6 separate regions of the Homo sapiens genome follow, and all the other regions are linked to region 1. The links are chromatin loops, found by intact Hi-C in ENCODE. Cell type or tissue: heart right ventricle. All regions are shown on one strand.

Region 1 (4,000 bases):
GGGGCGCGGCGCAGGGTACAGAGCACAGACCTTAGAGCAGGAACGCCCGGCTACGCTATTTACGAGCTGTGAGATCTTGGACGAATTCCTTAACCTCTCTGGGCCTCAGTTTCCTCCTATAAAGTGAAGGAGTTTGGAGACATGACCTTAGGCCCTTCTCTGCTCTGGAGCTCCAATCCTTCCGCTGAGATGATGGTGTGTGTGAATGGAGAAGTACTGTAGCGGAAGTCAGGGAACTTAGGTTTTGGTCCAGGGTCTGTGTTAGCCTCAGTTTACCCAATTCTTAAGTAGCGCCAGCCATCTGTACCCCACAGGGTCCTTATGAGGACCCAATGTTAAGAGGTGTTGAGAGTCCATTGCTGACAACTCGCTGTGCACCGTCACACAACTTCTGTCCTCAGTTTCCTTATCTGCAAAGTGGGGGTGTTGGTAGCAGAGAAAAATAGAGCCGGGAACGCGAAGCTTTCCTGGGGCTCTATATAAAGCGCTGGCATTTCCGGGACGGCTGGCGGCATCTGGCCGCCCCAAGGGCCCCAAGATACGGTAATCCCAAACAATACTCGGGGTCATTGTTTACAGCTATAAAACACATTCTGTCCTGAACGCTATCCCCAAGGACGCGCGCGCGTGCGCGACGAGGCGAGGCCAGCCAGACTCCTCGCACCTCCGCTGCTGCCCGCTGGACAGAGTCCCCAACTCCGCAGGCCCAGGAGAGGGGTGTGGGGCAGGCGGACGCGCGCGCCGGCCGTGGGTGCTTTGCTTTTTTCTTCCCCCTCCCCATCCCTGCGTCCTGGCTTGCCTGGGTGTTTACGCGCCTCTCCCAGCAGGACTGAGTAAATGCAGTCCTTTGACGCAAAACGAATCAGTCCTTCCCCAGCGGCAGCAGCAAAACTCAGAAAACTGGGGGTGGGGGTAGGGACGGGAGGGGCACAGAAGAAATCGTGACATTTTCCCACTCGGTTCTCAGCCCCTCCCCGCGCCACGCGGGCCTCAGGCCGCCCTAGCCAAGTCTTGGGGGCTGCAAAGGGAGGCGCGGCCAAAGCGCCCTGCCTGAGCCCTCCCAGTAGCAACCGCGTGTCGGAGCGGCGCGAACAGACGCACTTTTGGTTTTCCTTTGAGCAGTAGAGGCTGCCCCGCCCTCCCCCACCTGGCGGTCGAAAATCCGGGTGCTTCTGGGTCTCTCCCACACAGTCCTTCCAGTAACGCGGGGGGAAAGAGGCGGGGGAAGGGGAGCGGGAGCTTCCTCCGCGGCCTCCGCAGTCCCGGGCGCGCCCAGCCCCGGCCAGGCGCCGCCGGGAGCGCGCGGGCGAGCGCACCCTCGCGCCCTCGCCCGCCCTCGCCCTGCCAGCTCCCCGGTCCTTTCCTTTCTTGTGGGTTCCCGTAAAGCCCAGCAGCCTGGAGACGTCTGCAGAGCATCACGGAATCTGTGCTGATGCAATTCACTAGCCTCCCTTTGGTGCGCCCTGGCCTGCCTCAGAGCGCTTTGATCCCGGCCCTCTCCTACTCCAGAACTCGTGCTGGCTCCCTCTGCCCGCCGGGAGGCTTGCGTTCCGCAGCCCGCTCACCCCCTTTCAGTCCCCCCAGCGCCGGACACACAGCGCTGTGCCCTGGTGCTGCTGCGGGACTGACCTCCCCCGGTTGAGCGAGTGCCTCAGCGAACTGTGCCTGCCATACAGAGAATTCAGTCTCCAAGTGCCCTCTCCTTGGGAAATCATTCCAGAATCATCCAGTTAGAAAGGGTCCTCTGGCTCCCTGGAATGCTAAAAATAGAGGTGACCCTTTATTGAGTGCTAAAATCAGAGCCAGGCACCATGCTGAATACAGGGCTTGTTCTGTGAAATTCTCACAGCAAACGCTGGAGGTGGGTATTATTCCCTGGTTGCAGAAGAAGACAGTGAGATTGAATAACTTGTCCAGGGGAACTGGTTAGTGAGTTAGTGATCTGTTAGGAGTGCAGCTGAGATTCTCCGACACCAGGCTCTTCTTTTTCCCCAGGACATGGCATGACCTGCCTCCTGTTGGAATGTCTTTGTCTCTCTCTTACTGGTCTTGAAAGGCATGGTCTTTATCTGGTGCATGACTTTATCCTACACTTAGAGGTGCGCCTTAATTCTCCACTGAACAAATAGCCTCAGCGGCATCCCTCAGCTTAGAGAAGAGGCCATGTCAAGTGAGGGAAGGGAAGGGGAAGAGGGAAGCTGGGGTGGGAAGAAAAGGGTAGATGAGCTGGGAAGAAAAGGGTAGGTGAGCTGTCTTCTCATTGCCTCTCTGGGTCTCTGAGACCTCTCTTGCCTTACTTTTGCCGGTCTCCTTGTTTGTCCATCCTGGCCAGTGTTTGGCCCCTGAGAGATGAGGAATCCCAGAATAGCTGCCCCCTCAGAGCTGTGCTGGCCCACACATCTCAGCACCGGATACATGAAGCCCTTTCACACACATCGCCTCATTTGTCCTTACACATGACATCTCTGAAAGGGATATAGACAGCAGAGTGACTCTGGATTGCCAGAAAGGAGGCCGAGGTGCAGAGTGTCACAGCAGCCTACTCAAAATTTTCCAGCTGTAAGTGTCAGAGCCTGAGTTCAAAGCCATCTCACCTGACTTTAAACCCAGCGCTTTGCTGTTTGCCATGCTTCCAACCTTGTAAGTTTAGGAGCAAACTCCATCTTTTTTTTTTTTTTTTTTTTTTTTTTTTTTTTTTTTTTTTTGGAGACAGTGTCTTCCTCTGTCTCCCAGGCTGGAGTGCAGTGTCGTGATCTCGGCCCACTGCAACCTCTGCCTCCCAAGTTCAAGTGATTCTCCTGCCTTAGCCTCCCAAGTAGCTGGGATTACAGGCACACGTCACTGCACCCGGCTAATTTTTGTGTTTTTTGTAGAGATGGAGTTTCACCGTGTTGGCCAGGCTGGTCTCAAACTCCTGGCCTCAAGTGATCAGCCCGCCTTGGCCTCCCAAATTGCTGGGTTTACAGGCATGAGCCACTGTGCCCAACTTACATCTCTTAATGATACACTGTCCTCTATATCCATCATGCCTGAATGAACCTGCCATCATTTCTTTATAGTAAGCCATACTTTTTGATGATATTGTAACATTTCTGAAAGCCAGATGTATCTTATAATCGATGACTATTGAATATGCAAGTGTTGCCGTTTTTGTCCAAAGACCTGTGAATCAGTCATGGGTCCATCAGGAAACAGACTTTAACCCAGATGGTTCAAAGGATGATGCTTTAATGGAGAAATTCCTTATAGAGGTATGGGCAGAGTTAAGAGGGAACTTGAGGCACCTAGAGCCTAGTAACAGCAGGAAATGATGACCATCCCTAGGGTTGAAAAGAGGAGGCAATCATGTTATTGGAGCCTAGTGAGCTTGGGACCATGAAAGAGGGGCCATCCAGCAGGTAGAGGGAAGGAGCCACTGCCAGAGATAGCCTGCTGAAAGGGAGGGAGGAGTTGGGGTCAAGAAATACCAGACCATCTCTCCCACCTCCTACCTCCTTCTCTGGCCAAATGGCAGGGGGCTGCTGATCAATGTAGTCCACTAAGGTTGGCCTCCCAGGGCACAGAGAATGGCAAAGAAGGGTAGAGAGCGCATCTAGTGGGGCACTCAGCAAATGGGGAATAACCAGTATAGATCCCATTAAGCACATGAGGGATCTAACGAGGGATCGTGTTTCAGAATGAAGGAAATAAGGTAAATCAGTGAGCCTTACACCTCACCTACTGTGGAAGTGAACAATGGAATAGCCTGAACAGCTTTTTCAAACCACATCTCCCCTCTTTACTGATACACGAAGCCACTCACAATGATACACGAGCCACTGAGGCATGTATTGTATCTCTCAGGTGTGGAGCAGAGAAAAGGCTATACCCACTGATGAACAGGGATCCACACCTGGGGAAGAAGCAAGTATGACTTTCTCTCCTGTGGCTTTACACAACCTCCTTGAAATTCCAAGAGCAACCCTCCCAGCTAAAGTCTTCTCAGATGTGACACATAAGC
Region 2 (4,000 bases), 110 kb after region 1:
AGGAGGCTGCACGAAAGGCTGCTGGGATTTGGAGGAAGGACTGACTGGCTCCTACTCAGGCTTTATTTTGTTTCATACTGTGCCATTTTTATTTAGGAGATAATCAAAGTGGAGATAACAAAAAGCAGCTCACAAGATGGATGGCCCTGCTTTGCTGATGTGCATCACTGCTGAACTGCCTGGAGGTTTCCGGCTGACGAAACCTCAGGTCCAAGGGTAACTCTAGGCTTCACCTCCCAAGCCGCCTATTCACCTGGTGGTGGCAGAGAAAGCAAAAGGCAAACTCCTCAGTGGCTCCAAGGGGCCACTCAGGCAGCAGAACCTCTTTGCTCAGAGGAAGCCGAACTCCATACCAAGGAATTCCAACCTCTCTTCCACCGGCTCCTTCTCATCATGCTGAAGGTTCTCTCATCCTGTAAAGCAGCCTCTTGACTATCATCCCTACTAGCTATTGCCCATTTACTCTTCTTTTAATTCCCCAAATTCTCAAAAGAGGACGGGCTCACCTTCACTGTGAATGAATTCTGTGGCCCATTCACATCTGGCTTCCGCCTACTCTAAGGCATGAGTGTTTCTTTTTCTACACCATCAATGGGCACCATCATTACTGAAGCAAATGCTTTTCATGCTCCTCTCCCTTGTCACCTGCACCTCCCCAGATCCGGTCCTCTGCTGCCTTCGTGGTGCCCTCTCTCCTGGTTCTCATCTCACCCCTCTGCTGCTGATTGGTCTCCATCAGGAATCTTCAGCCCATCGCCAGCTGCTGGCCTTTCCCAGATCTGTTTTCAGTCCCCTCATATCACAGATTCATCCTGTGGGAATTCTACCAGCTCTGTGGCTTCTACTGCCACCACTTTAGTCTCACAATTTTGGCTACTTACTGAATATCTCCATCTGCTTATCACATAAACACCTCAAACTCAATATATTCAAACTCACTCACTTTCCTCCAGATTCTGGTACTCTTAAAATTTCCACTCTTTCCTTAGCTACCCTAGCTAGGAGTTATACAGTAATCTGCAATTCCTCCCTCTCCCTCACCTCCAAAATCTGAGTGTTCACCAAGTCCTTTTGATTCTACTCTGAAGTATTTCTAGAATCTCTCCTTTCCTCTTCCTCCCTATTCCCACTGTTTCAGTACCTCATATTATCTTTCCTGAACCAGTTTCCCAAGTGGTTTATCAAACCCCAGCTTCTTCCACTTGAATTCATCCTCCCCTCTGCCATTGGACTTACAGTATAATAGAGAAAATGCCACATCCCTGTTCAAAATACTCCCAAAGCTTTCCATCAGTAATAGGATATATTTTGAACGGTGTATATAAAAGGGTCTTTATAACTAGGTGCATTTCTTTCCTGTCTCATCTCCACATTATTTCCTTAACTCACTTATCCTAAAAATCAGATTTTATGAATTATTCCCAATATTTGGAATGGATTGCATCAGCCCACGAATACACTGTTCTCTCTGCCTTGGACATCCTTTCCTCTTTATCTACCTACCAGATTTCTAATTGCACTTCCAAGACTGAGCTCTAGGACATATGTGTAAAACCCTTCTGAGGGGGTTTCTACACATGTATTATGGCATTTTCCACGCAGTGTTTGCATGCCTGTCTCCCTTACCCGAGTACAAACTCCTTAGTGTAGCTATCCATTTCTGTGACCACATGGCTTAACCTAGACGTTGGTCCATAGTAGATACTCAAATGTTTGCTGAGTTGACTTGAAGGTACACAAGGCTTTTCTCCTTAACAATAGGACCAGACTTTAACCTCTGCATGCCCGAACGCTCTTGGTAATAGTGCTACAGACATAGCAGGTGAGGAACAAAACAGTCAGCTGGTTACGGAGGCAACCGTGAAGCACCAGAAGTGGTTAAAAGCAGCTGTGAAAGGGCAGGCATGGGGCGGGGTACTCTTGCTTTTCATTATACATCTTTGTGAAGTATTTGCTTTTGCAACCATGTCCATGTTTCTTTGGCAAATATAATAAACAAAATCCTTTGTTGGTTATGAATAATCTATTGATGTGTCTGCAAACTACAAGGGACCACTTTCCATATATTTAAAAGGACAGATTATGGGCCGGGAACAGTGGCTCACGTCTGTAATCCCAGCACTTTGGGAGGATGAGGCTGGAGGATCACTTGAGGTCAGGAGTTTGAGACCAGCCTGGCCAACATGGTGAAACCTGTCTGCACTAAAAATACAAAAATTAGCTAGGTGTGGTGGCGGGCACCTGTAGTCCCAGCTACTCGGGAAGCTGAGGCAGGAGAATCGCTTGAACCCAGGAGGCAGAGGTTGCAGTGAGCCGAGGTCGCCCCACTGCACTCCAGCCTGGGCGATGGAGCCAGACTCTGTCTAAAAATAAATGAATAAATGGACAGGTTACGTTCTGAGGCTTAACTCCAAACAGGCTATGTCATCAGTGTGTGTCAGTGACGAGGGAGATAGCCAAGCATGAGGCTGCACGGGGAGGGTCACTAGGCCAGCAGAGCCCTGCGCCTCAGAACAAAGCAATGGCCCTGCACAGAGAACATGGGCTCACTCTGCCGTCTGCTAATGTGTAAAGATAATGCTCATCATCTGTATGTATGTTTTGTGCAGGGTTTACTAAAAATATGAGAATACTGTAGGAAAACATGATTTTATTCCTTCTAACCCCTAACATACGTAAAGAGTGAAGGAGATGAAGCCTTTGCAAGCTATTTCTGCCAGCTTATGAAAACTAGAATTTTAATATTTTAGGCAGAAGATTTTCATATATACGAACACATATATGTACATGTATTTGGTTAAAGGAAGTGGGCCTTAGTGCTGGGGCATCCAAGTGTAGAAAGGGTGAGGCTGAGATTTCTATTGAGGACAATTTAGTACTTGGGTTGTGAGCCAAACACGAAGAAGGTGGGCACTGTGATGTGTACCAGCAGGCTCAATGGGCACGTTACCCAGCGTGGATCACAGGTCGATTCTTTCAAAGGCCAGAGATGAAGATAAATCAGTCTTTGCTAAAAACATCCCACGGCTGCGCGTTACAAAGGCATATTTTGCTTCAGTATGTAATTTCCTCACTACTTAACTATAAAAGTGTATCAGAATTGAATTCTAGGGCTTTTTCTAAATGAGAGCTGAGTCACAGGTATCTCGGTGCTGTGTCTGCAGACTAAAGTGGATGACTCACATCTGTAAAATTCTGAGAGAAAGTACCAACCGACCCCTTGCTTAGTCATCTTTTGCATGGATGCTGGGTTCATGAGCTCTGTAAACTATAATGAGCGATCTAGCCTTTTACCATCTCTTTATTCTTTTCTAAACAGTACAAATTACATCTCTAAAAATAACTTCATCTACGCAAGTGAGTCACTTCAACCTAACAAGCTTCCACAAGTTACTCAGCTAAATTGTACTATTTACTGTGAAGGTAAAAATCTTGTTGTCATATTAGTCCCATTTTTTTCTTTCTTTCTTTTTTTTTTTTTTGAGATAAAAATTTGGTAGACTTGGAAAAGGGAGGAGGTTTCAGCAAATGTTTTAAAAAACATATGATTTACTCCTAACCTCTCACATGGGCAGGGGTTGTGATGGGGCTGGAGGAAGGAATTCTTTGAAAACTATTTCTAACAGCGCATGAAAATCAGAATTTTAATATTTCAGGCTGTAGCTTAAGCAAAGACTCTGCAATTTTCTTTGTGTGAGCCCATGCGTAAGCTGTCCTCTCTGCGGGATGTTTATTGGCTGTTGGAAGAGATATATATCAATAATTCTATTTGCTTTAAAATCCTGATCTGTGAAATTATGACATTTTTGACGAGAGACCCAGCCACGCTAATAAATGCATATGTATTAAATACTAATCTTTGCTCTTCCAGGAGCTGATCACTCACCACACCCTGAATTCTCTAGACACACAACTAAGCTTTGGTACTCCACCCGTTTACTGTGTAGCTTTCCAACCCCGAGGCCTGCCTGCTGGTCTTTAGCTTGCCTTTCCTGGCCTG
Region 3 (4,000 bases), 230 kb after region 1:
TGGTATTCACTATTTTGGTTGATAGGATAACTCGCTAGAGTAGTTTTTGGTCACTCAACCTTATTATCATGACCTAGACCTCTGCAGCTCCTACTCTCCTACTGCAGCATCTCCTACTTCAAGTTACTCTTCTCTCCAAGCCAGCATCCTCCATGGACTCTAGTTATCTTTACAAAACTTAAACCTTGGTGTATTCACCTCCTAGGGCTGCCATAACAAAGTACTACAGACTGGGTGGCCTCAACACAGAAATTGATTTTTCTCACAACTGTAGAGGCTGGAAGTCTAAGGAGTCAGCAGGGCTGGATTCTCTTGAGGCCTGCTTGGTTTGTAGATGGTTGTCTTCTCCCTGCGTCTTCCCTCTGTGTGTATGTGTGTCCTAATTTCCTCTTATTATAAGGACATTGGTCATATTGGGTTAGGGCCCATTCTGATGACCTCATTCTAATCTAATTACCTCTTAAAGGCCTTATCTCCAAAAACAGTTATATTCTGAGGTACTAGGGGGTTAAGGCTTCAACATATGAATTTTGAGCAAACACAATTTACTTCCAAAGCATTTTCTCTGCTTAAAAGCCTTCAGTGTAGCCGGGCACAGCGGCTCATGCCTGTAATCACAGCATTATGGGAGGCTGAGGTGGGTGGATCACTTTGAGGCCAGGAGTTCAAGACCATCCTGGCCAACATGGTGAAACCCCATCTCTACTAAAGATACAAAAATTAACTGGGTGTGGTGGCACATGCCTGTAATCCCAGCTACTCAGGAGGCTGAGGCAGGAGAATCCCTTGAACCCAGGAAGCGGAGGTTGCAGTGACACAATATCATACCACTGCACTCCAGCCTGGGTGACAGAGCAAGGCTCTGTCTCAAAAAAAAAAAAAAAAAAAAAAAGCAAGGAAAAAAAAAAAAAGCTTCAGTGCCCCTTCCCCCACCATTTTCTCTAAGACATACTCCAGATTTTTAAACTTGGCATGCAAAATGACCTTAACAACTTGGCTACCCAACTTAGTTTTCCAGCTTCACCTCTTGCATCTGCTGTTTTTGCATTCAGATATCAAGCTCCCCGAACCAACCATACTTTATACCTCCTCACCTCTGTATGTGCTGTCCTCTCTCTGTAGAATCCTCTCACATGTCCAGTAATCTGTAAAGTTATTTTTGATGCCTGAGGCAGAGCCAATTACACCCTTCACATTCCTCAAAGAAACTTGAACACCCTACTATTATAGTATGTATCACCCTGAATTGCAATTAATTCTTTACGTCTTTCTCCCGCAGTACACTGGCAATTCCTTGAAGGCAAAGACGATGTCTGTTTTTGCTTATCACTGATTCCTCTGCACCCAGAACCGTACCTGGGACACAGTAGGAGCTAAACAAATATTTCTTGAATGAAGGAAATGAAAAAATAAGTGAAAACATGAACAAACCAATAAAAGGGGAAAGGGTTTCTCTTTTGATACCTAGTACAGTGGTATGGTACTCACCAAACTTAAGAATGTACTTAATAAATGATTGCTGAATAAAATCCTGACTGAAGCATACGGGAAAATCTGAAACCATGAAGGGATCTGGAGTTATTTACTTTAAGAAAAGTTATGGAAGCTGATTATCTTTGGGGTAAAAAGGAAATGGATTTTTAAAAGCCTATAAACTTCAGGGAAGAAGCGCCAAGATACATGTGACAAGGCAATCTGAGCTCCACTCAGATCCAAGAACAAAGGGTTCCTGGTTTAAGCTATGGAAGTATCTGTTCCAGAAAGCAGCTGGGCAGAATTTCCTCACACGAATAGCTCTTAATGTATGGGAAAAAGAAAAGAGCAAAACAAAACAAGCAAAGGCAGCAAAAGGGAATAATTAGTGTAAACAGTTTAGTTTTTTTTTTAATGCATTGGACAAACTCCAAGAAGGAAAAAAAAAATGTTGTGGGATAAACATCTGTTCACTCGGAACATGACAGAGCCCTTGACAGGCTCTGCGGCCTGTGTGTGTCCTTATGTGCCCGAGGTTTATATTTATGCTTCCACTGCTCAGACAGCCCACAGAGTGGCCCAGAAAGAGAGACCTATTCCAGGCCAGGACGCACTCCTCTAACTCCACGTGGGGGTGTAGGGGCAACTCTCATTCGGTTGTGTTTGACACAACAAAAAACACACTGAAGGGAAGAAGAGCAAATACCAATTGCACATGTGGAACTGCTCTACTCCACCTGCACTGGGTTCCATCAACACTGTATTTTATTGACTGCACGGAATGCACAGAAGTGACCAGACACCACACGTTTATGGGGATTAGCACTGTCTTTCCATCCCTATGATCCTTGGTATCAAGATGTTAAGTGCAACAAGTTGTAGGAGTCTGTTTTCTTGTGCCAGATGTGCCTTTTGCAATCAGTCACTGAGTCTAGGAGTTTCTAAGAAGAGAACTCCATGAGAAAATTCATCTTCAGTTTTCAGTACCACCTGATAGTTTCTAAGAGGTGCATAGCAGTGGGCCTAGAGATGAAGCCAGATGGAAATGATCTAGCAATGTGCAATGGGCAGTGCCCTGAGGAAAACACCCACAAGGGGTGGATGGCCTCAATTCTCATCTCCATGACGATAGATCACATTACCTTAGAGCCTTGGGCCACGTGAGTCCAATTCTGAGGCCTCTGACCCAGCTCCATCAGCCCAGCCGATCTTACACAAGTCTCACCCTTAGGAGTACATTGTGTTAAGATGGGGACAGATTGCCTCACCCTTACCTTTCTTTCTGGCTGGGTTCACAACTTCTCTTGCTCTATCATCCGATTTACTCCATTTTCTCTTCCTAAGGCCCATGGCTCTCAGTTTTTCATTATTCTTATGGCATTCATGTCTAACTCTGGCATTCTATTAGATATCTGGCAGGGGTGACTGCCTTTTGCTTTTCTCCTAGACCTTTGTCCCCAGCACCATGTGTACATTTTCTGTGACCTGCCTCAAGACAAGAAAAATGTTCTTTTTCTCCCCTTAGGCATAAAGCTCTCTGGGTCTCTAAAGTCTCCCTGATAGCCAGCTACTGACTTACTCCACATAACACAAGAGGTCACATTTAACAGAATTATTCTGAGAGTGGCCAGTTGGGGCTGTTAAGAAAACTAATTCTCAAGCTGATCCTGGCCCACCTGCTGACTTGGCTGGAAGAAGCGCTGGCACCCAGAGCTTCACACTCAGAAGAAGGTCATGGGGGAAGCAGGGTGGCTGCCGGCTGGGAGGCATCTGAGGAGAGTGAGGATTTCACTAGGCTGGCCACAAAAGATGACACCACCGTCTTTTTTCGGGGGGCACCTCATTCTATCTGTCTACACACAGATATGCCTACACCCACAATAAAAATGTTTATAAATAAAAATATTTGGTACTAGTTTTGATTTTCTACAGAATTGGGACTAAAAAACCAATTTATTCTTACACTTGTGGATTAAATGGTAACTCCACAGTTTAATTTTATCTGAAAGGGGGAAAAAAACTGACATCTAGCAGTTAAACATGTCTTTGTCACTAGAGGCCTATGACACAAATCTCGATGATATTTTATGAGAACATGTATAGCTTTTCTCCACTTGTGGCTATAATTGCTGTTGGAGAAGCCCCAACATGTAAAGGTTGATGCTTCTGAATGTGCTGAAAGATGCTGGAACTAAACCATGCAGTGACAGCTATCAAAATGTCACCAATGCAGTGTCATATTCAGTCAAGATGCTTAAAAATTCAAATGTTCAACTAACACTGCTCTAGTGTGCGAGGAAGAGCATTACCTGGCTGGTTGGTAGGGAAATGAAATGAGATTATGTGCATAACAGCACTTAGGAAGAAGCCCGGTGCAGGGTTGGCTGAGCTAGGAAGAGCTATCATTCGCTGGGCACTGACTCCATAGAGTAGTGTATGCCAGACAGTAGTCTCATTACACATGTTTTAATTCAATTAATCCTCAAAACTGTGAAGTGGATACTATCCTCATGCCTGGGTAAAAGGT
Region 4 (4,000 bases), 650 kb after region 1:
CACTTGATAAGCATTTATTAATCACCTACTATCTCCCAGGACTTGTGCTAGTACATAAATGATGTCATTTCATCCTCACAACATGCATATGAGGAGTTCTGCCCATTGCACAATCCCAAGAGGACCCATCACATGGCATTCAATGTGAATAGCACTCCCAGGAGTTAGAAAGCAGAGTAGCTTTGCCTGAAAATACCTTAAAAAGAGAGTATTATCTTGTTTTTTCTTCAATGAGGAAATCAAAACAGAAAAAGAGGAAAGGAATTTGCTCAAGGTAAGTTTGCAAATTGCTCCTCTGTACAGCTCTAAAGTTGTGTGAACCAAAGGAATACACAAGAGTGTGAAAAGGTTTTATAAACTGTAGAGTACCATATACAGCTGAACTACTCTTAGAAGGCAGTTACCTTAGCTTCCTCCGACCCTCTGTGACCGTAAGGTACTGCCCTTTGATTCATTTCTAGAAATTGCTAGAAGTATTGGACAAGCCCAATCAGGAAAAGGGTTAGCAAACCTTTCCAGGAGGAGAACGCACAACTGAGCAGAAAGAGCTGTGCTCAGGGAAGCCTGACTGTAATGTACTGTGATTTATGCACTAAGAAAATCTTGACACTATTCTCCATCAATTGCCCCCATGTGGGCGCAAGAAAGCCATATGGAGCAAAACACTGGCAGAGGGAGCCCACTTCCAGCAAAGAGAGAGAAGCAACGAAGAAAGAGCACCCCTTAATTGACTAGAGGCCAACACCCCCACACAGAGGTGCCCATGTCCTTTCGCCTGCCTGAGTTTACTGTGGGACCATGGACCGAACCTTCTTGCTCCACACTTCGGTGGCACCACTCCAGAGCCTCAGCCAAGAGCTGTGTAGCCCAGCTCAGGACTCTGTGGTGGCCTAGAAAGCCCCAGACTACGATGGCCAAGGGCTTTCCATTTGCTGTCTACATCTGCCGTCCACCCAGCTGCTGCTGAAGACACCGGATCTCCCACAAGGAAACAGTACAGCAGAGTGAAGAGAGCATCATCCAGGGAGCAGATAACCTGGGGGAGAATCCCAGCCCTACCTCTCTCTGGCTGTGACCTTGGGCGAGGTGGTTGACCTCTCACCTTGCTTTCTTTCTGTACAAAATGGAATCGGGTTCCTGACCTCACAGGGTATGGTGAGGATTGAGTGAGCTCACAGGTGCCCTTGGGGAAGAGGCAAGTAATGGAGCTAGTGCAGAAAGTTTAAACAATAAGAAGGGGTGTGTGGCCACTGCCAGGTCCAGGGAAGGTTCCTGATTCAGTCCTGGCTGCCACAGGAATGCAAGCTTGGTGTTGGCAGATCCTTTTATTTGTCAAGAAAAATCAGATATCTGGATTTTTATGTGAACTTTTCCAATTTTCAAAAGCCTGTGAGGACAGAACAACGCATATCTGCAGACTGTCAGGGTGCAAACTCGGATGACTATGACATTCCTGCAGCGCTCTTGGCCTGGTCCCTGCCTGGTGCCTTCCTCCTCTCCCCATTCTACCTCTTCCTGGCTAGCTCCCTAAGGCCCTGCCTTTCCCCCTGGTGTCTGTCGCCCTCATTGTAAAGTGGGCAGAGGCCAGCTCAGTCCTGGGGTGGCCAGAATTCAAGGCCCTGGGGCTGAGGGAGGGCAGGTCGGGTGGCACTATGAGGACAGGTGTTCTCAGCAGAAGCAGGTTAGGTACAGGACTGTTACCTGGAAGCCCTACTGAGCCTCTTCCCCAACAGGGAGGGGGAAAGGTGGGGAGCAGGCAGATACCTGCAGCCACAAAATGAATGAACGAATGAACAACGAACAGCCCAACCACCGCTGCCTCAGGTGGAAGTTGGCAGCTGTGCGGTAGGATGGCAGATTATCTGGGGCTCTTCTCAATCAATAATGTTGAGGGAGCACCCAGAAAAGTCTTCTTGCAAAAGTTGGTGGGGCCTTTGGTAGGCCCAGCCCAGCAAACCGGCTCAGGGCCAGGACCCAGTGAAGCCAGCCGCCTCCCGGCGCCCAATCTCCATCTTGGGCCTCGGATTAGAATCAGCCGCCCCCGCCCCGCGCCTTCCCGAGAGCCCCGCCGGGGCTGCCGGAAGCGGGGGTGCAGGGCGCGGGCATGGGGGTGTGCCCTTGCATCAAGGCCCTTCCCAGAAGGGGCAGCGCCTTCCCAGCACCGGCCTGCTGGTCTCCCCCGCGCCCGCCCTTCCCGGATATCCCGGCGACGCGCTGCAGCCTTTCCCGGGCGGCTCGGGTTGGCGAGGTCCGGGAGCCCTCGGTGCCGCGATGGGAAGTGCTTGCCCACGGCCCGGCCTGGGGACACACTCCCGCGCCCTCCAGGCCCCTGAGCTGTTCCTGGGAAAGGGCGTGAACGAAGCTCCCGCACAACCCCTTTCTTTCTCTTGGCACTTCCCAGTAAACCCTCCAGGTGTCCAGGTGGGGCACTTTCCACTGCCGGGCTCAGCCCTGGGTCTGGGTCTGCGGCCCGTCCCTTCGCTGCAGAGCGCGGTGCAATCGCGGTGGGGTTGGAAGGGGTCAGGGCTCCTGCCGAGCCAAGTCTCCTCCTCTGCCTGGGCAGCTACACGACTGGACCTCAGTGCCCACTACATGGACAAGCCTTGAAACTCATCCATCCAAACATCAGATAAACCTAAACTGAGAGACATTTCACAAAACTACACAAAGATGAAGAAGGGCTGAGGAACTGCACCAGACCGAAGGAAAGGAAAGAGACAGAACAACTAGATGCAGTGCGTGATCCCAGCTTGCATCTTGGATGGGGGGGAAATTGCTGTTAAGGACATAATTGGCAAAATTTGCATGTGGATTATATAACAGTAATATTGTATCAATGTTAAATTTCCTGAATTGGATCATTGAAACGTGGTTATGAAAAAGAATGTCCTTGGTTTGGCTTCTCTGAAGTATTTAGGGATAAAGGGACATGTCTGCAACTTCACCTCAAAATGGTTCAGAAATAAAATATAAGTACATTATTATTCCCCAAACAATTAAGCATATGGCTATTGTATGGCCCAGAAATTCCGCTCCTAGGTGTATGTCCCAGAGAAATGAAACATATGTCCACACAAAAACTTGTACGGGAATGTTCATAGCAGCATTAATCATAATAGTCAAAATACAGAAACAACCCCATGTCCATCAAGTGATGAATGGATAGCCACAATGAGATACATCCATATATTAGACTGTAATAAAGCCATAAAAATGAATGAAGGGCTGATACATGCTACAAATGGACGAATCTTGAAAACATTATGCTAAGTGAAAAAAGTGAGTCACTAAAGACTACAGATTATATGACTGTGTTTATATGCAATGTCCAGAATAGACATTGTAGTCTATTCTGTCTATATAGAGACTACATATTATAGTCTATAAAGACAGAGAGTAGGTTAGTGGTTGCTTAGGGCTGAGGTGAATTGGGTTTAGGGAGGTGATAGCTAAAAGAGGTACAGGGTTTTGTTTTTTGGTTTGTTTTTCTTTTTTTGAGATAGGGTCTCACTCTGTCACCCAGGCTGGAGTGCAGTGGTGCAATCATGGCTCACTGCAGCCTCAACCTCCTGGGATCCTCCTGCCTCAGCCTCCCCAGGAGATGGGACCAAAGGCACATGCCACCACACCTGGCTAATTTATTTTTTATAAAGATAGGGTCTTGCCTTGTTGCCCAGGCTGGTCTCGAACTCCTGGGCTCAAGCAATTCCCCCCCACCTTGGCCCCCCAAGGTGCTGGGATGATTACAGGTATAAGCCACCACGCCTGGCCCAGAGTTTCTTTTTTAGGTGATGAAAATATTCTAAAATTTGCTGTGTGGTAATGGTTGCATATATGGTATATGACTTGTATCTCAACAAAGCTGTTATAATAATAATAATAATAATATGTATTTATGTAGACAGACAAAAAGAGAAAGTGATTGATAAAGCAAATGTGGCAAAACATTAATGACTATTGAAACTGGGGAAAGGATATTCAGAAATTAATTGTACTATTC
Region 5 (4,000 bases), 290 kb after region 1:
TCTTTATAGCAGCATGATTTATAATCCTTTGGGTATATACCCAGTAATGGGATGGCTGGGTCAAATGGTATTTCTAGTTCTAGATCCCTAAGGAATCGCCACACTGTCTTCCACAATGGTTGAACTAGTTTACAGTCCCACCAACAGTGTAAAAGTGTTCCTATTTCTCCACATCCTCTCCAGCACCTGTTGTTTCCTGACTTTTTAATGATCACCATTCTAACTGGCGTGAGATGGTATCTCATTGTGGTTTTGATTTACATTTCTCTGATGGCCAGTGATGGTGAGCATTTTTTCATGTGTTTTTTGGCTGCATAAATGTCTTCTTTTGAGAAGTGTCTGTTCATATCCTTCGCCCACTTTTTGATGGGGTTGTTTGTTTTTTTCTTGTAAATTTGAGTTCTTTGTAGATTCTGGATATTAGCCCTTTGTCAAAAGAGTAGATTGCAAAAATTTTCTCCCATTCTGTAGGTTGCCTGTTCACTCTGATGGTAGTTTCTTTTGCTGTGCAGAAGCTCTTCAGTTTAATTAGATCCCATTTGTCAATTTTGGCTTTTGTTGCCATTGCTTTTGGTGTTTTAGTCATGAAGTCCTTGCCCATGCCTATGTCCTGAATGGTATTGCCTAGGTTTTCTTCCAGGGTTTTTATGGTTTTAGGTCTAACATTTAAGTCTTTAATCCATCTTGAATTAATTAGCAATTCTAAAGATTTACAAATGTGCCTCAGAATATAAGGGTTAAAAAAATGAGTTTATTGAGTTTATGATAACCACTTAGCTAAAACTGGAAAGAAAAAATGACATAGGAGGAGTATAAAGATAAACAGTACGATCTGTGAATAATTTGATGTTGGATAAGAAAAGCCAAAGGCCAACCTAGGAACTATTAGGAGTTCTGGACAACTAAACTGCTGACTCCCAAATTTCTAATGTCTCACTTGGTAGAAGAGATCACCTAAGAAGCTCTCATAAAGAGCAGAAATGGGACTGTTGCTCTCTGGAGAAACAATGGGACCTTTTCATCTCTGTGAGGAGTACACTATTCTTCCCACTTCAGTGATGGTTGAAAAGAAACTGACTCCTCGATAAAAACAGAGTGGGGATAATAAGACACCACTTTATGCCAGGTGCAGTGGCTCACGCCTGTCATCCCAACACTTTGGGAGGCTGAGATGGGAGGATGGATTGAACCCTGGAGTTCGAGGCCAGCCTGGGCAACATGGCAAAACCCCATCTCCACAAAAAATACAAAAATTAGCCGAGCATGGTGGCATGTGTCTATAGTGTCAGCTACTAGGCTAAGATGGCAGGATCAATTGAACCCAGGAGATTGTGGCTCTAGTGATATGTGATCACACCACTGTACTCCAGCCTGAGCCAGGATCAAGAACCTGTCTAAAAAACAAAACAAAACAAAACAAAACAAAAATACTAAGTAAATAATGAATTCTCTCAACTCAGCTCACAATACAAAGTAGGACACGTTGAATATCACTTTCATAATTCTGCTTCATCCATCTGGAACACTGGCTATAAGGCCTTACTAGAACTTTGAGAAGCTTACTGAGTAAATTTTTTTTTTTTTTTACTCAATAAGTTCAAGTATTGAGTAAATTTTCCCAAAAAACAAATACTCTAAAATGAAAGATATCACATCAGGACCATATAATTACTTTCAGCATTTTATGAAAAGGATAAAGGAAACCCTCCTCATAAAACAAAACAAAAAACTATAGGCCGTTTATAGATTACTCAAACTGACATAATTCAGTTTGTAAAATCATTATTTTATTACATGATTCCTATATAAAATCATTATTTTAACATAGGAACTTATAAGAAAACTCAATGCAGTTATGTTTCTTGTGGTTAGTACTGTGTCAGAGAGGGCAGTGGCTTTGGTTTACCTCCAATGGTCTCTCTCAAAAACACCAACTGACTGAGTCTATTCCTGGAATTGCTCTAACCTCCCCTAGTATTTTGTCTGTTCGCACATTGTAATGCACAAGGAACAGTGGTAACATGTGAAATAAGTTCAAAGACCCCAAAGTGGAAGACACTGTTTTCCTGCATCCTACCTACTGTAACTGAAAACTGGGAATTTACTGGAATTGAGAATTTATTATGAGTCAGATGGCTGATAGCCTTTCCAACCAAAACATCTGCTCTACAAAGGCACAACTGCTCCAATCCATTTCCTCTTGGATCTGGAGAATGACCAAGTTGTAGCTTAGCCCTTTCCTTAAAGACACAGGGGCTTGAAATGAAAATGAAATAAAAGTGGATCTCTATGTCACCTTCCAAATTCTACTACTCTTAAATGGTATTAAAATGTAACAAAATATGAGAATAAGTATGTTTTAGACATTAAAAAAATTGCAGTCGGTTCAGTGGAGTAACCAAGGATTTTTATCAGATCATTCAAATTTACAACGGCACAGCTGAAACCAATTCTTTCTCTGGTATTGAGGGAAAAAGGGACATGTATTACCCAAGCACAGTGAAAAAGCGTTTCATTATTCATTTATTTATTCAAAAAATATTCACTGTGCACTTCTACGTGTCAGGCACTATTCTAGGAACAACTGGTGAACAAGCTAGATAATGGCCCTCCTCTTAGAGCCTACCTTTCAGCAGGGGATGACGAATAAACAAGTCAGCCAATTCATAAATAGCCTTCAAAACACTATAGGAGTTATCTTGTTTCCAATGGTTTATTTACAACAATTGATACCAAGATTTTTTTCTAGCAACTACAGAGAGCTACTGCAGTGGTTCAAGTTCTAGCATTTGTTAAAAAACACACATTCCTGAACCCTGCCCTGGGGATTATGATTCAGTAAGTGTGGGTAAGTCAAGGAAATATGATTTTTTAACTTACAAGGGGATTGAACTGCCCATCCAGGTTTGGGGTCTATTGCCTTAGAGCAATAAAAAAATGTGTGAGCTTCCTATCAATATGTTTATATGTATTTATTTATAAGCTATATAGATGAACCTATGTACTAATACATTATGAACATCATAAAACATGCACAAACAGTAGAAATTCTAAGAGGGTGAGATAAAAATCAACACAACTGTATGGCTTACTATATGGGGCATGTTAGGAGGTCTGCAGGTTCCCCACATGGACTGGGGATAGGACAACCACAGGTGAGGCCCTGTAATTCACAGCTTGGAAAGACAGACTCTATCTCAGCCCTCACTCTGCTCCATAACTTACATGGGTGCAGAGAACTAGGCAGAGGAGCATTAAAATTATCATCATCTCAGTGACAAGAATTTGGGAGGCCCTGTGTCTCACTTCACATGCCAACATATACCTGCCCATTCTTGTTAACACACACCAAATATGGTAAAACCAGATCTAAAAAAAGACAAACTCTGTCATAGGTTCGGCAGCCATAACCCTGTTGTGTCAGCTGTTTGAATCATGTGTGAATGAGTCCATGCATGCTAGATATCAGGCAATATGGTAGAGTAGAAAGATCACAGACTTTGGAGTTAGACAGACTAGTGAGAATCATAGCTTCATCGCTTACTGGCTATGTCAACCTGGCTGGATAAGTTATTTAAAACCTGGATGAGTCTATTTCCTCAACTATAAAATGAGAAGTTATAAAACTGCTGTATCAGTAATAGTAGCCACCATTATTGGCACTGTTATCCCAGATCATCTTGGGACTATCTGACCCACCTGTTCCCTGCTATCTGTGGACACTGGGCTTTGCCTGCTTCCCTGGAAATGATACCTATCTGTTGCCTTCTCTGTATGTAAACTCTGTTGTCAAATCCTTGCCTGTCTGTACAAAACCAATTTCTTCCTCCTGACCATGATGAATGAGTACCTCCACAACAGCTGCCCCCTTAGAACCTACTCGCTCCTGGCCAGGCCCACATACATGCCCTTGACTTTGAATTCAGTGTTACGCCTCATGGACCAACAGCCCACACTTGCCCCTTCATTTGGCATCGAGCTTTCTAGTCGTTATGCTTCT
Region 6 (4,000 bases), 55 kb after region 1:
TGTATCTGAAAATGCTCTGACCAATTTGGTTTTCTGTAACAGAACCTTCAGTTTCCTTCCGAACCAGTTTCCATTCTCCCTAAACCCCTACGGTGAATTCATCCTCAAGGTTCCTGCCGCTAAGTCCCTCCATCCGTAGTGACTCCCATAGCTCCTGTCTTATCTTTCGATGGCACTGCTGCAGAAGCTGCTTCTCCCCTGGACATGAGGCCTCCTTTGCCTATGTTTGCAGCTACACTGATTCTCTTACAGTGTGAGTCTCTGTCCCTTTCCTGACCAAGACCTTAATGTCCTCCAAACTCTCAGCCTGGCATTCAATGACTCTATCTGGCTCCAAGTCATTAGGAAGAAAATCTATTCTGTTCCTCTATCACATTTTTTGAGATCATGCGACCCTTTGAGAAGCTAAGAAAGTGAAGGATCCTCTCCTCAGAGAAACTGCAGGTAAGACGCCCCACAGCAACCCGGGGATGTCACAGACCCCCCTGAGCTGGCCACGGTCCAGGATACGAGCCCTGGATCTACTGCCTCTCCCTTCTTCTCATTTGACTACTTGCTCTTCCTCACACATGCCATTTGCCACCTCTGGGCTTATTCATGCTCAGGACAAATACTCCTGCTTCCATCAAGTCTCCCCTGGTCCCCAGGAGGTCATCTCCCTGCACACTGTCCGTGCTTCTTCTGGGGCACTTGTCCCATGTGCACAGGTCTTATCTGCCAGCCCCTGGAAAGCGGGAGCACATCCTGCTCCCAGTGACCACTAGGCCTGGCTCAGTGTAGAAAGCACTTGGTGATGGGCTGTGGCTTTAATGTAACTAATGATGACCACGAGCTTGCAAGAAGCAGTTACAGTATGTCCATTACAAGCTGTTTAAGAAGGCGGGAGAGGCTGGGCGCAGTGGCTCATGCCTGTAATCCCAGCACTTTTGGAGGCCGAGGCGGGTGTATCACCCAAGGTCAGGAGTTCAAGACCAGCCTGGCCAACATGGCGAAACCCCGTCTCTACTAAAAATATAAAAATTAGCCGGGTGTGGTGGTGGGCGCTTGTAGTCCCAGCTACTTGGGAAGCTGAGGCAGGAGAATCGCTTGAACCCGGGAGGCGGAGGTTGCAGTGAGCCAAGATCACGTCCGCACCATGGCACTCCAGCCTGGGCGGCAGAGCCAGACTCTGTCTCAAAAAAAAAAAAAAAAAAAAAAAAAAAGAAGGTGGGAGAGACAGCAGCTCCAGAAAGAGAACAGGTACAATATTTAGGTACTAAGGAAGAACACTTTAGTCCATTCTCAAATTTCAAACTTTGCCAACAGTTAGTAAGAAAAAGCACCCTCTTCCATCCACTTGTGATCAGCACAGCCCTGAGCCAGCCAAACCGCCACCTTCTCTGGCACTCAGGACCTCAAAGCCCTTATCCATTAACGGCACCATGCCACAGTCGCCACAGTCACCCTTAATGCAAAAGGGGTGCTGTGGTGTGACAGAGCTCCAGACCTAGGCAAGGCCGGGCAGGGCAGGAGAAGCCCTGGGCTCTGTTCCCTTACGAACAGTAGGGGTGATAAGGCCACCTGATGCCACACTCGCATGGGACAGTGTGTGGGAGGAGACAGTCAACTGTTGGCTGCCACCCAGACGTGAGGGCCACTTATTCCTTCCATATGTTTCACCTGCTGCTATTTCCCCAGCAACATGGAAGTGCGGCCGGAGAGAGCCTTGTGGCCCCGCTTCTCCAGAGGGTCTGAGATCGACAGGCTGCCACCAACCTCTGCTGCATGGACTCTGGCCTGATGTGCACTGTGGAGTCTGGCCCATCCCAGTACCACTTTCAGGGAGGGCTGAATGTTCCCTAAGTTAGAGGTGAGGACGTCACCTTCCCTGACCTTACAGCTACGAACATCAAGGGGAGAGGCTGCAGCTGAGCTGCACTATAGCCCCCACAGGTGCCTGATGAGCAGATGGTGCTGGAGCCACTGCTGCCCTGGACGCTGGCCTGAGCTGGGCAGGGGTCGGGTCCGGGGAGCCCTCCACTTACCTCCCCAGGCCCAGAGTCACACTGGGTCCCGAGGCAAGCCTCATCAGCTTAGTCTTTCCTTGTAAACTTCTAGGGGAAGGGGCTACAACATTGCAAGCTCCTTACACAGAAGGGAGCACGTTTTAAAGGCAAGCTTTTTTCTTTTTAGAAAGTTCTAAAGTTTCCTGTTCTGTCCTGGGCTTTCCCTGCCAGGGCCAACTGCGTGCTGCCAAGGGGAAGCGTGGCGAGGGCTATTTAAAGGCATGATGCTACCAGCTGTTTTCGGCGAGTGCCTCTCAACTTGGATCCTCATTAAGTTAGTTAACGGAGTGGGAGGAGGGGGAAAGGGAAAATGACAACTGGCTCCCACCCATTTATAGATTTTTTAAAACGCTGTTTTCATTTATTTCACTTTTTATCAGAGAAAATGGAGAGCTGCCCAGAGTACAGATTGCTAATGGCAAGAGGTATCTGTCATCTTTGAAAAAACCTTTGACCCAGAGACAAAGTATGTAGTAAGCTTTAAAAGTGTAAGCGTGTTCTAGGGGATAGTGAAGTCTTCTCACCTCCCCATTAACTGGCCAAGTGGGGCCCACAGGAGAGGGCCCTGAGTGTCAAGCTCCTCACTGAATGCACACTGTAAGGGAATCTATTTTTAGATGGCATTAGAGCTCAATATGCCTGAGGGCAAAATGAGGTTCAGTCCCTCTTCACTGATCTCAGTCTCTCTGCTCAGGGTTTCATAAAATTACAACTCGGTCCAACCCAGGAGTCTCAGTTAGGAGAAGAAAACGTAAGGACTGGGTAGGTTTCCCATGAATTCAGAGCAGAAGCAGGGCTGGCCCAGGCTTCAGCTCACAGGCATGGCATGGTGGAGGGAACTGAATCAGGAGTCAGGGGGTCTACTTTTGTGGGCCTTGGGCCCAGGGTAAATCTCTTCTGGGCTTCAGCTCCCTCACCTACAAAGCAGGGTGCCATAACTGAGGGTCCTAAGGCCGGTGGGCTGTAGAAGGTGAGGGTAGCCTGTGCGGGGCAGGCTCTGGAGCCAGGCGGACTGGGCTCGAGGCCTGGCCACACTCCTTACTCGTTGATCATGAGGGCAAGTGACTGCAGCGTTAGTTTCTTCATCTAAAAGGCGGGAGTAACTGCCTACCTTAAAGGGTTCTTGTGAGGAGTGAATGAGATGGTCTGGGTAAGCGCTTGGCATGGTACCTGGCATAAGAGATGATCAATAGATGTCAACTATTATCATGGGTACCCGCTGGGGCCAAGGGGAAGAGGCTCTGAGTCTGTGGAAACAGCCAGAAGAACGCGTGTGTGCCGAAGCGGGAAACCTGTGAGAGGTCTAGGGTCCTTGTCCTCAGTTCAGCCTTTCCCGAGGCTCCTTGGATCAGGCCCTCCCTTCTCACTGATCACACTGAGCTGGCAATCGCAGGCAGAGATGGCCAATCTCAGGCTTGGATACTCAGCCAAAGTCATGGGACACTGTGTGTCTTTTGCAATCCAGTCTAGAGCTGCTCATGGCATCCTTGTGGCATCAAAGGACAAATTCTGTAGCCAGAGGCACCTCCAGCCCTTGCGTGTCTTCTGCCCCCAAACCTACCAGGTGTACTCCTTGTGTGTGGTGTGCAGTTTTGGTCAGGGCTTGACCAGGGATGATGCTGCAGCTCTTCCTAGAAGGGTATTTAGGAATCACATGGCTCCGGCTGCCAAGAGCAGGGTGTTGGTTGGCCTGGTCCTCAAACAGCTCTCCTTCTGTCCAGGACAACATGCATCGTCAAGGGGAGGCAGTGGGGGAAGTGGAAAGAGCACTGCACTAGGAGGCACAGGACTCACAGCTCTAGCCCGGGCCCTGGCTCATTGTGTCATCCAGAACTGGGACTCCATTTCCTCACCTGTAACAGGATGATTTCTACTTAATGATCTTATGACCACCCAGTTATGGTCTGAGATATCATCCATGTGATCTTGAGCAAGCCACTTAACCCTTTTGTGTC

The links. A loop is a pair of places that touch in the nucleus more often than their neighbours do. Peaks named below come from ENCODE experiments on the same cell type or tissue, not always from the same donor. Only the 100,000 strongest peaks of a DNase experiment are listed, where the experiment ranks them.
Region 2: it touches region 1 in a loop (2.3-fold over the local background); 37 of 110 quality-filtered maps call a loop at or near these places.
Region 3: a loop joins it to region 1, with 4 times the contacts of the local background. A loop is called at or near these places in 34 of 110 quality-filtered maps.
Region 4: a loop joins it to region 1, with 3 times the contacts of the local background. A loop is called at or near these places in 35 of 110 quality-filtered maps.
Region 5: it touches region 1 in a loop (6-fold over the local background); 20 of 110 quality-filtered maps call a loop at or near these places.
Region 6: a loop joins it to region 1, with 5 times the contacts of the local background. A loop is called at or near these places in 41 of 110 quality-filtered maps.

Annotation. Positions count from the first base shown.
Region 1 is chr2:28,387,755-28,391,754 of GRCh38, reverse strand. All of the region lies in intron 1 of FOSL2-AS1 (FOSL2 antisense RNA 1), which reads left to right. Among named protein-coding and RNA genes, the nearest start is that of FOSL2, 3.1 kb to the left of the region's middle. RefSeq lists a silencer at 1,228-1,297. In heart right ventricle, a CTCF peak has its summit at 1,516; DNase peaks (open chromatin) are centred at 634 and 1,114; H3K4me3 peaks cover 2,021 bases; H3K27ac peaks cover 2,668 bases.
Region 2 is chr2:28,275,490-28,279,489 of GRCh38, reverse strand. The region is part of intron 10 of BABAM2 (BRISC and BRCA1 A complex member 2); the gene reads right to left. It overlaps LOC124907745 (a long non-coding RNA gene), which reads left to right. Exons shown (of 2, transcript XR_007086254.1): 1 at 1-4,000. Among named protein-coding and RNA genes, the nearest start is that of BABAM2-AS2, 33 kb to the left of the region's middle. RefSeq lists an enhancer at 2,855-4,000. In heart right ventricle, no CTCF peak of the experiment used is centred here; a DNase peak (open chromatin) is centred at 2,422; H3K27ac peaks cover 1,840 bases.
Region 3 is chr2:28,162,422-28,166,421 of GRCh38, reverse strand. All of the region lies in intron 7 of BABAM2 (BRISC and BRCA1 A complex member 2), which reads right to left. The region is part of intron 1 of LOC100505736 (a long non-coding RNA gene); the gene reads left to right. Among named protein-coding and RNA genes, the nearest start is that of BABAM2-AS2, 150 kb to the left of the region's middle. In heart right ventricle, no CTCF peak of the experiment used is centred here; a DNase peak (open chromatin) is centred at 2,035; H3K27ac peaks cover 3,731 bases.
Region 4 is chr2:27,733,845-27,737,844 of GRCh38, reverse strand. The region is part of intron 2 of LOC105374378 (a long non-coding RNA gene); the gene reads right to left. Among named protein-coding and RNA genes, the nearest start is that of LINC01460, 20 kb to the right of the region's middle. RefSeq lists a silencer at 2,010-2,179. In heart right ventricle, no CTCF peak of the experiment used is centred here; a DNase peak (open chromatin) is centred at 2,134; H3K4me3 peaks cover 1,303 bases; H3K27ac peaks cover 3,747 bases.
Region 5 is chr2:28,100,729-28,104,728 of GRCh38, reverse strand. All of the region lies in intron 6 of BABAM2 (BRISC and BRCA1 A complex member 2), which reads right to left. Among named protein-coding and RNA genes, the nearest start is that of MIR4263, 110 kb to the right of the region's middle. In heart right ventricle, no CTCF peak of the experiment used is centred here; no DNase peak of the experiment used is centred here; H3K4me3 peaks cover 561 bases; H3K27ac peaks cover 3,200 bases.
Region 6 is chr2:28,332,357-28,336,356 of GRCh38, reverse strand. All of the region lies in intron 11 of BABAM2 (BRISC and BRCA1 A complex member 2), which reads right to left. Among named protein-coding and RNA genes, the nearest start is that of BABAM2-AS2, 24 kb to the right of the region's middle. RefSeq lists a silencer at 89-289. In heart right ventricle, no CTCF peak of the experiment used is centred here; DNase peaks (open chromatin) are centred at 1,722 and 2,248; H3K27ac peaks cover 2,974 bases.